Regions from separate parts of the Mus musculus genome. Here regions 1, 2 and 4 are each linked to region 3. Evidence: chromatin loops called from intact Hi-C (ENCODE). Cell type or tissue: left cerebral cortex. All regions are shown on one strand.

What was found. Hi-C counts contacts between places; a loop is a spot of excess contacts. Peaks named below come from ENCODE experiments on the same cell type or tissue, not always from the same donor. Only the 100,000 strongest peaks of a DNase experiment are listed, where the experiment ranks them.
Region 1: it touches region 3 in a loop (9-fold over the local background); 24 of 42 quality-filtered maps call a loop at or near these places.
Region 2: a loop joins it to region 3, with 4 times the contacts of the local background. A loop is called at or near these places in 24 of 42 quality-filtered maps.
Region 4: a loop joins it to region 3, with 3.0 times the contacts of the local background. A loop is called at or near these places in 6 of 42 quality-filtered maps.

What each region holds. Positions count from the first base shown.
Region 1 is chr5:86,170,986-86,173,485 of GRCm38, reverse strand. Uba6 (ubiquitin-like modifier activating enzyme 6) reads left to right here and starts at 743. Exons shown (of 33, transcript NM_172712.2): 1 at 743-818. The coding sequence starts at 748. In left cerebral cortex, no CTCF peak of the experiment used is centred here; DNase peaks (open chromatin) are centred at 569 and 1,231; H3K4me3 peaks cover 1,919 bases; H3K27ac peaks cover 1,346 bases.
Region 2 is chr5:86,166,178-86,168,677 of GRCm38, reverse strand. The region is part of intron 2 of Uba6 (ubiquitin-like modifier activating enzyme 6); the gene reads left to right. Among named protein-coding and RNA genes, the nearest start is that of Uba6, 5.3 kb to the left of the region's middle. In left cerebral cortex, no CTCF peak of the experiment used is centred here; no DNase peak of the experiment used is centred here.
Region 3 is chr5:86,065,625-86,068,124 of GRCm38, reverse strand. It overlaps a transcript of Cenpc1 not described here. Among named protein-coding and RNA genes, the nearest start is that of Cenpc1, 1.3 kb to the right of the region's middle. In left cerebral cortex, a CTCF peak has its summit at 1,415 (motif pointing left); DNase peaks (open chromatin) are centred at 1,407 and 2,453; H3K4me3 peaks cover 1,512 bases; H3K27ac peaks cover 487 bases.
Region 4 is chr5:86,141,301-86,143,800 of GRCm38, reverse strand. Uba6 (ubiquitin-like modifier activating enzyme 6) reads left to right here. Exons shown (of 33, transcript NM_172712.2): 15 at 1,329-1,396; 16 at 2,175-2,253. Among named protein-coding and RNA genes, the nearest start is that of Uba6, 30 kb to the left of the region's middle. In left cerebral cortex, no CTCF peak of the experiment used is centred here; no DNase peak of the experiment used is centred here.

The sequences.
Region 1 (2,500 bases), 110 kb before region 3:
GCCTGGTCTACAGAGTGAGCTCCAGGACAGCCAGGGCTGCACAAAGAAACCCTGTCTCGAAAAAAAACAACAACAAAGATTCTTAATTGTACTGTGTGTACACAATTGTTTTCTAAAAATGGTAAAATGAGAATGAATGAAAAAAAAGAATTAGATGAGAAATCGGCAATCAGAGAACTGGTAATATGAGTTACTGGCTGTATGTCTTTGATCATATCATTTGAGTTCCTTGTTTTTCCTCCCTTAAAATGAAAGTGCCAAATTTTACAGCTCTTTTTAGTCACTTGACTACAGAGATCAGTAATAGATGTTCAAAACAATTTAAATGGAATCTTTAAGTGGAATCCCAGCCTGGAAATGTCCTCTTTTTGTTGTTGTTGTTCAGAAAAGCGATCTCCTCAAGGCACTGTAACAGTTCTGGATTTGCAAGGCAACAGCATCTGGTAGCTGTCGAGCCCCCTGGAGCGGTACGCTCTCACAGCCGGAAGTGACGCGTTTTGGTTCCGCGTTTGCCCTCAGCGCTCAGCAGCCTTCACGTAGGCACTCCCCTCACCTGCAAGGAAGCGCGCCCCGTTGCCCCGCCCCAACCGGAAGTCAGGTGTCCCAGGGGCTGACTGGAAACCCTGTCCTGGGCGTACTTTTCCCCAGCTCCTCCCCCTGGTGACGTCGCCGCCCGCCCCTTGACCCTCGCGGCCCCGCCCCCTCGCCTGCCTCCCCGCCTCGCTGCAGTCAGTCTGTCGGAAGGCGATGGAGCGGTCCGAGCCGTTGGCTGTGCTTTCCTGTGAAGAGGCGTCCTGCTCCTCCTGGGGAGCCTGCGGGTGAGAGGCCTGGCCCGGGGCAGGCTGGGCGGGAAGGAGCGGAGGAACGCCGACGCGGGCTCCGTTCTCGCGTTCCGGCGGCTCGGAGCGCGCGGAGGCCACGGGGCCGCGCGGAGCCACAGGGAGCTAGCGAGGTGGCGAACGAGCGAGCGAGCCGGCGGGCGGTGGGTGTGGCGGCGTGGGCGCTGCCCTCGCTGCTCCAGCTCCGCTCCTCTGAGGAGACCGGCTCTTCCCGGGTCGGGTCCAGCATCCTTCCCTCAGGTCACTACTTCTGAGCGGCCAGTCATTCAGGAGAGGGTTGTGGCCCCTGTTGCTTGGCACACTTCCTTCAGCGCCACGGAGCACTATCCTCCTCCAGCCGTGCTCCTTAGGAAAACTGTTCTTGAGAGCTCAAGTCAGGATGAATCCGTTGCAGTGTGGACACCCCGAGAATCCTCTCTGTTTACTACGGGGGTGTTGGAGCGCGGGGCGGGGCCCAAGGTTCCTAGGATTATTTCCCGCTGAGGATCTTGGAGTTTTTCTTTCTCAGCCTGCAAAAATTCCGGGGTTGGGGTCCTGGTATACTCTCTCCAGTGTTTGCGTTAGTTCTCTTTTGGTCATCTTACAGTTAAGAAAGCCCCGCTTGTATCCTACCCAGTATATGACTATTACATACCAAATATAGAAGTGATGGATTTCTTACGTTACTAGCTTTACATTGCACATTGAGACATATACTTCAAGGACTGGATGGAAGTATTGTCTGCCCTGGCCAATGCTGCCAAAATCGACTTAAGAAATATTATTGAATACAAATATCTGCCCCTTAGTTGCTCTTACAGATGATTTGTTATTGTTGTTGTTGTTGTTGTTGTTGTTATTATTATTATTATTATTATTATATTGATTCTGAGGCTGGCTCCAAGTTTGCCAAAGATGGCTTCCTCCCTCCTCGTCTGAATTTCTGAGATTACAAGTATGTGCAATCAGGCGTGACTGTTTTTGAACATATTCTCGAAACAATCATTGAGACAGAGCTTTTTAAGTGTTGGCCATAGCCATTAAGCGGCTGAGCATAACCCCGTTCTCATTTTTAGTCAGAACTTTAATCCACCTAAGTCATTGTGTGTAACATAGAATAGCAAGTGCAATAAAGTGTGTAAAATAGAAACAAAATGATAGGATACTACAGGTTTATATATAGTTTTAGTATATGTTGTGTGAATATGCTGACTTTATTATATGAGGTGCTTACAGTGCAGTTAGTGTCTGGTTGCTCTAAAAATCTCAACAGCAAGCACTGCACATAGCAACAGTTAGTGAAATTAACTTCAACACATTTTAAAACTCTAAGGAAGATGATACCTAAGAAAACATACATTTTGTATGGAAGGACCTTGTCTAAGGGTTTCTATTCTTTTTTGGTTTTTCGAGACAGGGTTTCTCTGAATAGCCCTGGCTGTCCTGGAGCTCACTTTGTAGACCAGGCTGGCCTCCAACTCAGAAATCCGCCTGCCTCTGCCTCCCGAGTGCTGGGACTAAAGGCGTGCGCCACCACGCCCGGCTAAGGGTTTCTATTCTTGTACAAAACCATGACCAAGAAGCAAGTTGGGGAGGAAACGGTTTATTCAGCTTACGCTTCTCATATTGCTGTTGATCACCAAAGGAAGTCAGGACTGGAATTCAAGCAGGTCAGGAAGCAG
Region 2 (2,500 bases), 100 kb before region 3:
AGCGTCTGACAGGGCTATACTCAGAGCGGTGAAGATGAAGCTTAAGCTCTAGTCAGTTATCTGGATTGATGGAGAAGCCAGTACATGAAAAAAATGTATGTTCAAGAAAGGTGCAGTCAGTACTTAGAGCCAACAAGAGAGAGACTAACTATGTAGTTCCAGCTGGTAAGGGCAGGGCTGGGTAACAATCATACCATGTGCAGCAGATGCCGGACAAAGATCCAGTGTTTTAGGGTGGCTTTGACTCTGTCCTTCCCTTCTCTATCTCAAATAGGTGAAAATGCTCACTATGCTAATTTATCTTAGAAGTATGTAACATTGTTTTTTATTTTTCAGCTCACAGCTAAGAGTTTGCTTTTCATCACAGAATATGCTGTGGACTTAGACTTTTGATACTAGTGTGATATTAGAACTGTTAAGACTGGAGGATGAGTCATAATGTTATGGTTTGAATATGAAATATCGACACACACTGAATGAAATGCTAGTTTCCCAGCTGATGGTGCTACTTGGGGAGGTTTCCTTCTTCTACCATAGCTCCAGGGATAAAACTCAAATCATCAGGCTTGTGCTGAGCACTTTACCTTCTGAAACATCTCCAGCCCTACTTCTTAGTTTTTACTTCATTGAGTGTAATTATCATTAGTTTTAAACTTTTATTTAACTACATAAACTATATAATTATATAACCACTAGTAATATACTATAATTATCAGAGTTTCATAAAACTATACATTAGTATGCTTATTCTATTGGAAAATTTGTGCTCTTATTGTCTTATATTTAGTTGTATGCATGTTATAAATTCACACTGTATCATTACTGTGATTTAAACAGTTAACTTTAAATTCTCCAGTTATTTAAAACAGGAGAATGGATCTAATTCCTATAGTTTCACAATGGTCCAAAGTAGAGTCTCAGGTAACCAGGACTGGCCATAAATTTATAGCTTAGGATGAACATGACTTCTGGATCCTTCCGACCCCTTCCTCCCAGGAGCTGGAATTATACCAGGCCCAGTTTATGCAGTGCTGGGGATTGAACTCAGGGCATTGTGCTTGCCAGGCAGGCATATTCTACCAACTGAGCCGCATTCTGTGTTGTTCCTATTTGATGACTCTTTGAACTTTTTTTTTATATGAGTATACTGTGGCTGTCTTGAGACACACCAGAAGAGGGCATCAGATCCCATTACAGATGGTTGTGAGCCACCATGTGGTTGCTGGGAATTGAACTCAGGACCTCTGGAAGAGCAGTCAGTCTTTTAACCACTGAGCCATCTTTCTTTGAACTCTTTAGAATTCAGCTTAAATTAACCTCATTTTGAAAGTGTTTGTTCCTAACTATATACAAGTCATCTTCTGCATTGCATAGTTTCTGGTACTTTTGTGTATTACTTATAGAATTGTTTGATTATTTGTCTCATAGTGAGTGGCATATCATAGTCATTTTGCTGAATATTTTATTTTTTTTTTTTACTATGTGACCTTTTATAGTACCCCTATGAAGTTCTTCCTATTTTTTCTCTGCACAGTGAATACATTAAAAACCTAAAATATTTTTTTAAAAGTTAGATATTTTCATGTTATATATATGCAGTGTTTTTATCTGCATGTGTATGTGCACCACATGCATGGCTGAAGCCTACAGAGGTCAGAAGAAGGCATAGATCCTTCTGGATTTGGAGTTACAGATGGAACCAAATCCAGGTTGTCTGTTAGAGTAGCAAATGCTCTTAACCATTTAGGCATTTTGCCAACCTCCTGGAATATTGGTATTAGTAAATAGTATTGACATGTAATGAAGATTATTGACATACATCCAGAAAATGTTTAGACTATTCAGAGGGAATGAAATCATTTTGTATTAGGAGTTACAGAATTGGATGTGTTAAGAGAGAAGATGCTTATTGTAATATAATCTTCAGAGAGATTAGATGAGTTCTATATAGCTTCAAGAAAGTGCACTTAGGACTGCTGTGTTAAAATATGAGAACATAGTGTTCTTTTAGCAAAGGTAGAAATTTTTAGTAGCTAGGACTTTCTCAAAGTAAACAACTAGGTGATTTCTTTTTCCTGGTCCTTTTCACTGCTTTATGGCATACACACTTAGTAGTGTCATTGGTATAAAAGGTCAGAAAAAATGAAAATCACTGAGTATTTACATTAATCCAAATGAGTAAATCTCATAAACGTGGATGAGTAAGATTGTTCAGTGGTTAAGAACTCGTACTGATCTTGCAGAAAGCTGAAACTCAGTTCCTTCCTAGCACCCATAGCAGGCAGCTCATGAACCTCTTGTAACTCCAGTTCTGGGGTGTCTGATACCCTCTTCTGGCCCCTGTGGTCACCCTTACAGCCCCCACATGTACGTATAAATAAATCCTGTTAATGTGGAAGAGGGAAATCTCAAGAGGTCCCAACCTTAGACAAATAACTAAAGGCAACTAAGGACTGCTGAGAGTGGGGGAAAATAGTGTAGCCAAGAAAGTGTCCTCCAG
Region 3 (2,500 bases):
ACACCAGAAGTGTCCCATAATGAGATTACATTTTGCTCTTCTCAACGTATTTTTCAATATAATAAAATTTCCCCTAATCCAGCTACAATTTCTGCCCCATAAGGTTGCTGGCATTTTTTTCTTTGTGTTTTCTCTCTTTAACACGCTTTTATTTTTATGTACTACCTGTGAGATAAAGTTTGGCATTTTATCATTTATGGTTTCCTAGGGTCATTTTTTTTTTAAATTTATTGGATATTTTCTTTATTTACATTTCAAATGTTATAACCCCTTTCCTCGTTTCCCCTCCGAAAACCCTCTAGGGTCATTTTGAATGAACAAGTATCTGCAGATGATCCAAATTTAGGACATAGTGTGCCATTTTGCCTGTAACACTATCAGGGAAATCTGGAAGTCATTTATGCGCAAGGCAAGGGTAACCACACACGCAGTTATTGTTGCCTTCACAGAATCAGAGATTATGCTCTGTGTGTGGCCGTTGCTATAAGCTAGGCAGGTAAAGTGCTCCACCAGGCTGGTTTTCATGATGTGCAGGGGTGGGGTTGAGGGGTGGAGTGAGAGTTTCAGGTCCCAGCACACTTTCCCCTTTATGCCTTTCTGGGCTGTGAACTTGATGAGGGTCTTAGAAATCAGATGCGTTCGGCCTGGTGGGCTCTGCTCTCCTCTCCTCATTCCCTGTGGGATGTTAGCATTTTGACGACAAAAAGCCCCACTGGCTGTCCTGTTTGATCATCCTCAGTATTTCTTCTGATGATACCTTTCTGGAAGTTCCACTTGGACTTTCTCGAGCTTCATCCTCTGTGGGGAGCGGGGCAGAATATTTTCAACTATTCCAGGTTGGGCAGCATCAGCACAATTCGAAGGAAGGTGGAAGGCGATCAACTTGCAAGTCATCCTGGATGCCATCACCTACCTGAGAGGTCACACCCTGTGTATTAGGGCTGGTCTCTCTGTGTCTTGAGCAGCTGAGAGACTCAAACCCTCATTGCCAACTTTGTTTATTCTCCTGGACAGCAACAGCTTCCTGATGCTTGTTGGTTCCAAAGGCACCAAAGCAAAAACCCCCATGTTTACTCTGAACGTTTTGATGTGATTCTCTAGAGTCGATTCACTCTCAACTGCTTTTTCAGCAAACAGCGTCTGCATGTTGAGCAACTCAAGCATCTTGCCCTTTCATTTTGGTCACAGGTCTTGTTCAAAATTCCCACAAAGTGTCGTGTTGCAACCGAGGACAACCGTCTCAAAATGATTTTCAACGCAGGAGAAAGTCTCCGTTTCAGCCGCCAGGGTCGGCTGACTCCTCTTGGAGATTTATCGAGTCGTAGCTGTTGTACAGTTTGCCTGGACTCTGTAGCTTCCCATTGGAGAATATGATAAATAAGTAAGTTTGCAGCACCTCTGCTGCCCTCTGGCGGATCTGACTGGCGAGCCGGGCAAGCGTCGCTGCAATCATGAGCACATTCAGCTCATATGGAGCCCCATCATTCTAAAATAATCTACACTAAAAAGAGATTTATTCACTTTATAGGTATGATTGTTTTGTCTGCTTGCCTGCGAGGACATCACGTGCGTGCTTTTTGCTAGCTGAGGCCGGAATAGGTGTCAGATCCCCTGGAACTGGAGCTACAAACGGTTGAGTTGCTTTGTGGGTGCTGGGAATCGAACTTTGCTCCTTTAAAAGTGCAGCAAGCGCTCTTGACCACTGAGCCATCGCTCCATCCCTGCAGACTCTCTCTCTTTTCTTTCCTTCCTTCTGTATGTATGTATGTATGTATGTATGTATGTATTTATGGCATTCTGTCTCCTAAGGAAATAGAGCAGCTACAGGCTGCGACCTAGAGTCACGTGGACAGGACAAAATACACATCGGTGTATTTTCCTTGTTTTCCAATTGGGGTCATTACCTTAATTTTCGCATAAGACAGAAGCAGTCACTTTCTCTTAAAAACATTATGTTCGTTCTACTGATATGCATATATAATTTATGCCTTTGCTTCATAAATAATTTTTAAATACTTGAAAAAAGAATAGCATTACTATTTTCAGAGATACTGTATAGATGGGCGGGTTGCAGCTGACGAATCTGCGTAGTGTACTCTGCTCAAAACGCCAGCAATTTCTACCTGTAATCCTTTTTAAGTATTACCTATTAATCCGTAGTAGAACTGCTGGGATGTATTATACATTTATCTCAAGGAGCACAGGTGGTGCTCAACACCTGCTTTCTAAATACGAGCAGTCATAGACGCAACAAACTGTCTGAAGAAAGTAGAACAGGAGAGTCCACACAAAGCCCGGACAAGTCGACCGGCGAGGGGAGTGGCGAAGGGTGAGAGGCGTGGCGACCGGCGAGGGGAGTGGCGAAGGGTGAGAGGCGTGGCGACTGGTGAAAGGCGTGGCGACGGGTGAGAGGCGGGGCGATGAGTGGGAGGTTGAGACGCGGGCGGAAGAGCAAGGCGCGCTGGGCAGGAGGGCGGGGCGAACTGAGAAAGGCGGGTTG
Region 4 (2,500 bases), 76 kb before region 3:
TGGGAGGCAGAGGCAGGCGGATTTCTGAGTTCAAGGCCAGCCTGGTCTACAGAGTGAGTTCCAGGACAGTCAGGGCTACACAGAGAAATCCTGTCTTGAAAAACAAAACAAAACAAAAAATAATTAAAATATTTGATTCTGTTACAAGAAGGAAAATAAGTGGCAGGAAGTCTGCGCATACTGCTTAAGTCCTTTCTGTTTGAGTTGATTTTGAATATAATACAGCACCTATACAATGCCATTTTTCTGCTGTTATTTAAAATAGATTACAAATTGATGGTGGAAGTTGGCATAGTTTTAACTATTAATATCATATGAAGTATACATTCTGTTATTAATATAGTAATGTTACAATGATATTATCATCTCATTTTGTTCAAATTTAAAACAAGTTACTTACTTAATTGAAAATATGCATGTATGAGCTAGTTTTGTGTCAACTAGACACAGGCTGGAGTTATCATAGAGAAAGGAGCTTCAGTTGAGGAAATGCCTCCATGAGATCCAACTCTAAGGCATTTTCTCAATTAGTGATCTAGGGTGGGAAGGCACATTGTGGGTGGTGCCATCTCTGGGCTGGTAGTCTTGGGTTCTATAAGAGAGCAGGCTGAGCAAGCCAGGGGAGGCAAGCCAGTAAAGAACATCCCTCCATGGCCTCTGCATCAGCTCCTGCTTCCTGACCCATTTGAGTTCCAGTCCTGACTTTCTTTGGTGATGAACAGTAATGTGGGAAGTGTAAGCTGAATAAACCCTTTCCTCCCCAATTTGCTTCTTGGTCATGATGTTTTGTGCAGGAATAGAAACCCTGACTAAAACAATGCATAAGACTTCTTTAATTATTACCGAGTTAAAGAAATTCTTTTCAGAACTAAAAATGTTGAAGCTGTCTTCCTGGATCTTGTCTTTTATAATTATATATGAGGTAAAAGATGACATAAAATATCTCCAGTAGGAAATACACTCTACATACTTTTTTTCAAGCTAATCATACTGTTTATTCAAATGTAACTAAAATTGAATGGGAACTCCAAAGTTTTTTTGTAGTTATGAACAGATTTTGAGGTAAAATTTCCTCTAAATATTAAAAAAAAATAATAAAATTATCCTTAGGATTGATAAGTGATATGAATTAAATTACATACCTTTAACAGTCCTTTTAGGTTTCTCAGTTTTAAGAATATATGTTATAACCATGATTTTTCTAATACTTTACATTGAATTGCCATTTTTATTATCTTCCACGATTATTAAATAACTATAAGAGAAAAGCTGCAGGGTTTTTTTAGTGACTTAAGTCTTAATCGTTATGTTTTTAATCTTGTCTTCAGTTGTACCTTGAAGCAGCAGATACTGTGGAATCCCTAGGCAATCCTGGGCATGAAGAGTTTCTCCCACGGTAAAGCTGAAACTTGGATTATTTTTTTCTTAGTATCTCTTTAAGAAGCAGAGATAGAACAATTTTGTGTAAGCATTCCTCTCTTAGGTGTCTTTCCTCCTGACATTTTACTTCTTGGTTTGTTACTTCTTTGCCTAGTGATTAAATATTGCAGTAGTACTATGTCTTTTTACCACTTTATATGTAGTGATACAGATTTTCGGCTTATATACATGAGAGTGGTTAGCATTCAAAAGCCATAATATTAATGAATAAGATTGCTATACATGATTTTTTTAAAAATAAGTCTCTTTCCATTTGAGGCCATAAATTCAAAATCAGTTAAAACTTTAGAGATTTCATTATCTCAGAAAACCACAGAACCCAGAGTTCTGCCTTCAGTGTAAATGAATTAATAACTCCAAATCCCTTCTGTAGATTCCTCTAAAAACTTTTTTTAAATATTATGATCTTTATAATTTTTTTCTTAAATACAATAGTCCCTCTTTATCTGCAGTTTAACTTTCTCAGATTTTAGTTGCATGTAAATTATCGAAAAGTACAAAAATGGAAAAGTACAGAAATAAACTATTGATAAATTTAAATTACATATACTTGGGTACAAAGTGATAACATCACACGCTGTCCTTCCTGGGATGGGAATCATCCTTCTGTCTGTCCATTAATCCTTTAGAAGCTCAGAAGTATATTCTGTTTTAAAGTACAATATTAAATTGTTACTAACAATAATCAATAGTATTTTTATATCTTTCTGTTTTCTTGGTAAATGTTTTTTCAGAGGAGATAGATATGATGCCATACGTGCCTGCATTGGAAATACATTGTGTCAGAAGCTACAAAATTTGAATATCTTCTTAGTAAGTGTGAATGAAGATGGGAATAAGTAACATGTTCAAAATGTTGTTGAATGTCAAGTTAATTTTTAAAGTCAACTTGATGTAAATGAGTAACTGATAAATCATACAATCTCCAGAGCTTAATATGTTTACTTCCTGGTCCTCCTACGTAAAACTTAGTCAATTTAGGATCTGAAGAGTATTCATTTCAAAATAAAGCATGAATGTAACAGCTTTCAACATTAAATGGTTTTCTAGAAGTACTTTA